Linked DNA regions of Homo sapiens: region 2 is linked to region 1. Evidence: chromatin contacts called from ENCODE Hi-C data. All regions are on one chromosome and are shown on one strand. The core of a region is the stretch at or near the end of the contact, and the rest is flanking DNA. Distances in the headings are between cores, read along the strand shown.

Region 1 (2,700 bases), core at 1-2,500:
GTGTGCCAACGCCTCCGTGCCAGTGCTGGGCATTATCAATCTTGTAACATTTGCCAGGAATGAGGCCTTATTTTAATTTGCAGTTCTCTAACAGCTAGAGAGCTTGAACACATTTTCATATATTTATTGTCCACTTGTATTTTTTATTCTATGAATTGCCTCTCTGTGTCCTTGGTTCATTTTCTTATCGGGTTATTTAATCCCAAATTACTAGTGGAAAATCTGAGGACTGGACAAATTGAATTAACTAGCTCAGAGCCCCACAGCTAGCAAGTGGTGGAGCTGGGACTAAGGCTGGCTCTGTATTTCTCTACAGTGTACACTCAACCACCAGGCTGGTTACTCTGTCTTCTCAGGTATAGCCAGAGTTAACTAATGAATGGGAACCTAAAGGCTGCCTAAAGAAGCTAGTATCACTCACCCACAGAGGGGTAGCCCTTCCTGCATTTACCTGAGACAGCCCAGCTCTCTGTTGCAGCTCTCTCGTGGGTTTTGGGTGCCACCAGCTAGGCCTCGGGAAATGGGAGGATTCCAGGGGAGGCTGGGTCTTCAGGAAGGAAAGGCCTCCCCATCAGACCTCCTGGCCAGCCACTGTGACTGTGCCCTGCAATGGCCCTGGCTGCCCGTTCTACTGCCTTTTGTGGTTACATTCCCCTAACGACTCAGGCAGCCACTGCTAAATTACCACCTATGGCTTGTGGCCATTTCCTTACTAAGCCAACTGAAGCAAGACGGTCCTGGCCTCTTGGTGCAATTCATTTTCCAAAATCCAAACCTAAAACTCCGGACTGCTCCCTGGGTTTGGCAGAGCTCAGCTGTAAACGAGGAGAGGGAACGTACAGGCAGCTGCTGCTACTGTCAACTCATCTGACATCATGCCAGGGCCGCTCTACCATTGTGTGCGACAGAACAATGCCTTCTCTGGCAGAGGAGGCTTGCAGTCTTGCCCCTTGGTGTCTGTCAGGGACTTGGCCGACTTCTCAGCAGGCCAAGAGTGCTGTGTGTGGCCCAGGAATGCCTTCTCTATAAATAGAAGTCATTTGCTGTGCTTCCAATGGGCTGGCAGCCTGAACAGCATCAGCATCATGCTGTACATTCTGCACAGGCCCAGCTGTGGGCGCAATGGTGCAAGATAAATCCGGGAGAGGAGGTGGTGCTGTTAGCAGGCAGCTGTTCAAATCCCATAGCCTGGGGCCACCACAGACCAGCACTGGCAGCTGCAGCTAGCTTCACAGGGAGTCCAGGCAAGTCAGAGATTTTGTTTGCCTGGCAAGAAAATGAATTTGAATCATCACTCGAGACTCACTGACCCATCTTGGGCACAGATTCTAGTTGTCTGTGCACACGAGTTACAATGACTTGGGCTCCCTGAAGTTAACACACACCCTGCCAGGAGGAAGGACAAGTGGAATCTGGTCCCAGTCAGAACCCAGTCTGCCACCCAGACTCTAGGAAGGTGTCAGAGCTCTATTACAGTTCTCTCAAATCCAAATTCCCATTCCCATCTTTCAGAATAGCAAGGAAATGCCAATTTCCAATGGGGTTTGAAGCAGAAGGGTCAAGTCTATGGTTAGGGTGAACACACGTGGTCACTAAGGCCTGCCTGAACAGTCACCAGGGAGAAGGGCAGGCCTGCCAGTCAGTAGAGGGAGAATGTGTCACAGCAGTAATGAGAAGGGAGGTACGAACCCAGAAGTAGGAAAGGAACACCAATTAGAATGAAGTAACTGGAAAAGGAAAGCAGATGGAAGCGAAAAACAAATAGGGTTTTGTATTAGTCAGTTCTCACTGCTATGAATAAATACCTGAGACTGGGTAATGTATGAAGGAAAGAGATTTAATTGGCTCACAGTTCCACTTACTGGGGAGGCCTCAGGAAACTTAACAACCATGGCAGAAGGCAAAGGAAAGGCAGGCACCTTCTTCACAGGGCAGCAGGACAGAGTGAGTGCCAGCAGTGGAAATGCCAGATGCTTATAAAACCATCAGATCTCATGAGACTCACTTATCATGAGAACTGCACAGGGGGGCCGCCCCCATGATCCAATTACCTCCCCCTGGTCTCGCCCTTGGCACTTAAGGATTATGGGGATTATGGGAATTACAATTCAAGATGAAATTTTGGGTGGGGGACACAGCCAGACTATATGAGGTTCTGAAGGCACAGAGTCTCGAAGGCCAGCTGCACCAACCACTTCCATGGAGTCAGTGGCCCAGCGCCAGTGGACCGACCCCGGGAGATCTTCAGGAACCTGCCCTACTCCTTTGGGGATCATGAAATCGTGGTGCCTGATGGCAGATGATGAGGATTCATCAAAGATTCTTAGATAGTGTTTGAAAAAAAGCCTCATCATTCCAGGCTTCCGGTGACTCAGAGCAGTGAGCAGGAGCCTGGATGTCCACAGTTCTAGATGTGAAAACCTAGGTGACTTCATTAAAGAAATGCCACCCCAAGCTCCCACCTCTGCCTGGGAGGCACATGGAGCATTTTTCTGCCCCTAGGCCACCCCACTGGAATGGGGCAGTTTCGGAATCTTCCCAGAGATGGTGCAGAGGCAGGCAGCCTTGGAAAAGCTACACCAGTGACCTGAAAGTGCTCTTGTGCCTGGGACAGCCTCTACCTTAGGTTGGAAAGCAGGCGGGGACACAGCACATGTTCTTGCCTTCCCACTAGAATAGTCTAGGGCTGTGTCTGCTTCA
Region 2 (2,700 bases), core at 126-2,625, 580 kb before region 1:
ATTTTCATTTTGCAGATTAGAAAACTGAGTCTGTAAAAGGTTAAACAATTAGCCCAATACCTTTCAGTCAAGAACATAAGCCAAGAGTATAATATTTCTGGGACAGAGAACAGAGGCCCAAGCCCTGCTCTGGGGAAGATTCGGGCTGGAGAGTTCAGAGAGGACATGCTGGGGTCAGTGGCCCTTTAAGTTTCAGGCTGACTGGGAGCTGGAAGCCTCCCCTGGAAGTCCAGCCCTTCCTGGATGGGTTTCTTGTTCCTTGGAGGAGGGAGGGGTGAAAGCATACAGGAATAGGAAGCCGGGGCTAAGGAGATGATCTGGGAAGATGGCCCCAGGAGTGAATCCAGGGTCACCTGGAAGCTGGAATGAAGCATGACTTCCAACATTCTGTCTGGAGCCCTGGCGTGGGGCCATCACTTGGCCTTCCAAGCTTGGTCACACCCAGTCCGGCTGTTCTCTGATTTCTGCCTCCCACACCGGCCTGCTCCTCCAGGCTCAGCAGCCTTTTAACCCCCTCTTATCCCACAGACCACCAGGAGACTCACCCTTACTGTTCCCCAGTCAAGTGCCTAAAGTGAGGACACGGCTGCTTGAGTTTAGAAGACACAATCAAATCATGGGGTCACCATGGGGAGGGCAGTGATCATCGGGAGACAGGCAGAAGTCACCATCCATCGTGCAGATGGCTCAGTTGAGGTCCTTGGGGTCTGAGCCCCTTGCTCAGGGTTGAGACCCCACCTAGCAATCCTTGTCCCAGGGCAGGGCTTTTCCAGGTCCTCATCACAGACACATCTAGGCTGCACACTCCGGGCACAGGCGATCCCGTCCCACTGCAACCCTGCTGTTTGCCCTTGGCCTTCTGGGGGCCCCAGAGGCCTGGCTGTGCAAGGTCAGGACTGAACTTGATGATGACCTGGAGAGCCTTTTCTGCTCCACCCCAAAGACCTAGGGGCTAATGGAGAGCAGTGTGGGAACTGCACGGGGCTGTGCTCTTCAGCTGGCACAGAGCTCCTGAGCCATGGGGAGACAGACTCAACCTCCAGCATAACAGCTGCCCAAAGAGAGGGGGCAGGGCCCCAGAAGCTCCCCCAGCCCATCCCCAAAAACCCCTAGAGGAGACCAGACTGCCCCCAGGACACCGTCTCCCCATCCCCATCCAGGTTCCTTGGAGAGAGGCTCAAGGGGAAGGGCCACCCTCTGCTCACCAGGGCCGAAGGTCTTGTGGAGACATTCCAAGTTAAACTTCAGCATCTCGGCCTCGGGTGAGGGGCTGCCATCGAAGCTGTAGTAAGTAGCCAAGTAGTCCCTGGGCAGGAAGTGCTTCTGGTACTCATCACCCCCAGTGAAGCCACCCTTCATGGTGTCCCTGAAATGTGCCCCCTCCTTGCTATCAGGTCTTATGAGGGCTCCAAGCTCTCCAGGCTCCACCCCCAGCATTCCAGCCTCATCCCATGGCTCCTCCCAAGTATGCCTTTCCTTGAGCTTCTCCTTCTAGGGGGATGCAGAAGGCAGTGCATGTCTCACCACCTCCCAGCCACACTGACACACCTGAGGTTTCCCCAACCCCAGAGCTATGACAGCTGGGGCTGCAGCCGCCCTGGCCCTGCTGCCTCTAGGGACCAACCCATGTCCGTCAAAGGCAATTGATGGTGCCCAGCCCTGGGTGCAACTCTCAGCCCTGGCAGCCACATGCTGCTCTGTGGCCTCCAAGTAGGTGTCAGACCTATGTTTCCCCACCTGCGTGCCCACTTCACTGACTGTAAGGACCAAAGTCACTCCTCTAAGTCACAGGTGTTGTGACCTGAGTGCACAGTGAGATCCCCATCTTGTCGCCTGGTGGTCACTGGGGCCCAGTGGCTCTCTCTAGGCCAGGCAGTGGGTGCAGCTTCATGCATCCCCCATCCCTGCTGGAGAACACAGTTCAGACCCCAGGAGGCAGAGCAGAATGGCTGACTTGGCATCACTGTGCAGGTCACTGGGAGAAGAGCAGAAATTGTCGTCAATCTCCATGAATGAGAACAAGGGCGCCCGGTCATAAAGCATAAACTGTCAGAGGGGTCCTGGCTTCCTGGCCACTGACTCACCTGGCTACTCCGGGTAAGACACTCCTGGCCTCAGTCTTCTCTTTGAAATGGGACTGGGTTGTAAAATCTCCCACAGACAGAAAAAAGCTCAGTCTCTGTTTTTGGCACTAGGAAATGGCTCTGACTTGGCCACAAACCGGACAGAAATGAATCCGCTACACTGGAGGTTCAGGCCTCTTGCCCTGAAAGTGGGAAGGACAGGAATGCCTTGTTCTGGCTTTAAGTAAACAAACAATTCTGAATCCACAGGGCCCAACAGATGGGTGATGCCACAGACGCAGGAACACCCAGCGGTCGTCAGGGCCTGGCTTCCAAGGGGCGGGTGCCTGGGCAGCCTCCAGGGAGGCCTGCGGCTGTCGTGCTGGCCTGCAAAAGGCATACAGAGCAGGCAGGAAACTGCAGGGCTCGCATTACATGATTGGAGGAGTGTGCAATAAAGGCACGGTGCTAACTAAGTTGTGGGCAGGGTGGAAGGAAGACATATGGTACCTCTATTAGTCAGGGTTCTTCAGAGAAAGAGAACCCAGCTTGTGTACACTGAGAGAATCAGATCTATTTTAAGTAATTGGCTTGTATAATTGTGGAGGCCAGTAAGTCCAAACTCTGAAGGGTGGGA

The links. Hi-C counts contacts between places; a loop is a spot of excess contacts on that map. Pooled maps may share reads with other maps.
Region 2: a loop to region 1 is called in a pooled map, with 2.4 times the contacts of the local background. The contact joins the promoter of INMT-MINDY4 here to the enhancer-like site in region 1. A Hi-C loop is called at or near these places in 3 of 168 maps with a recorded cell type or tissue (HCT116, K562 and PC-9), 10 of 37 single-sample maps with no recorded cell type and 17 of 50 pooled maps.

The regions. Positions count from the first base shown.
Region 1 is chr7:30,171,646-30,174,345 of GRCh38, reverse strand. No RefSeq gene overlaps it. Among named protein-coding and RNA genes, the nearest start is that of MTURN, 38 kb to the right of the region's middle. Within about 2 kb of position 1,250, at least 20 of the 41 ENCODE cell types and tissues checked have a DNase peak (open chromatin) inside an H3K27ac peak, as active enhancers do.
Region 2 is chr7:30,750,810-30,753,509 of GRCh38, reverse strand. It overlaps INMT-MINDY4 (INMT-MINDY4 readthrough (NMD candidate)), which reads right to left and starts at 1,375. Exons shown (of 20, transcript NR_037598.1): 1 at 1,206-1,375. It overlaps INMT (indolethylamine N-methyltransferase), which reads right to left and starts at 1,375. Exons shown (of 3, transcript NM_006774.5): 1 at 1,206-1,375. The coding sequence starts at 1,359.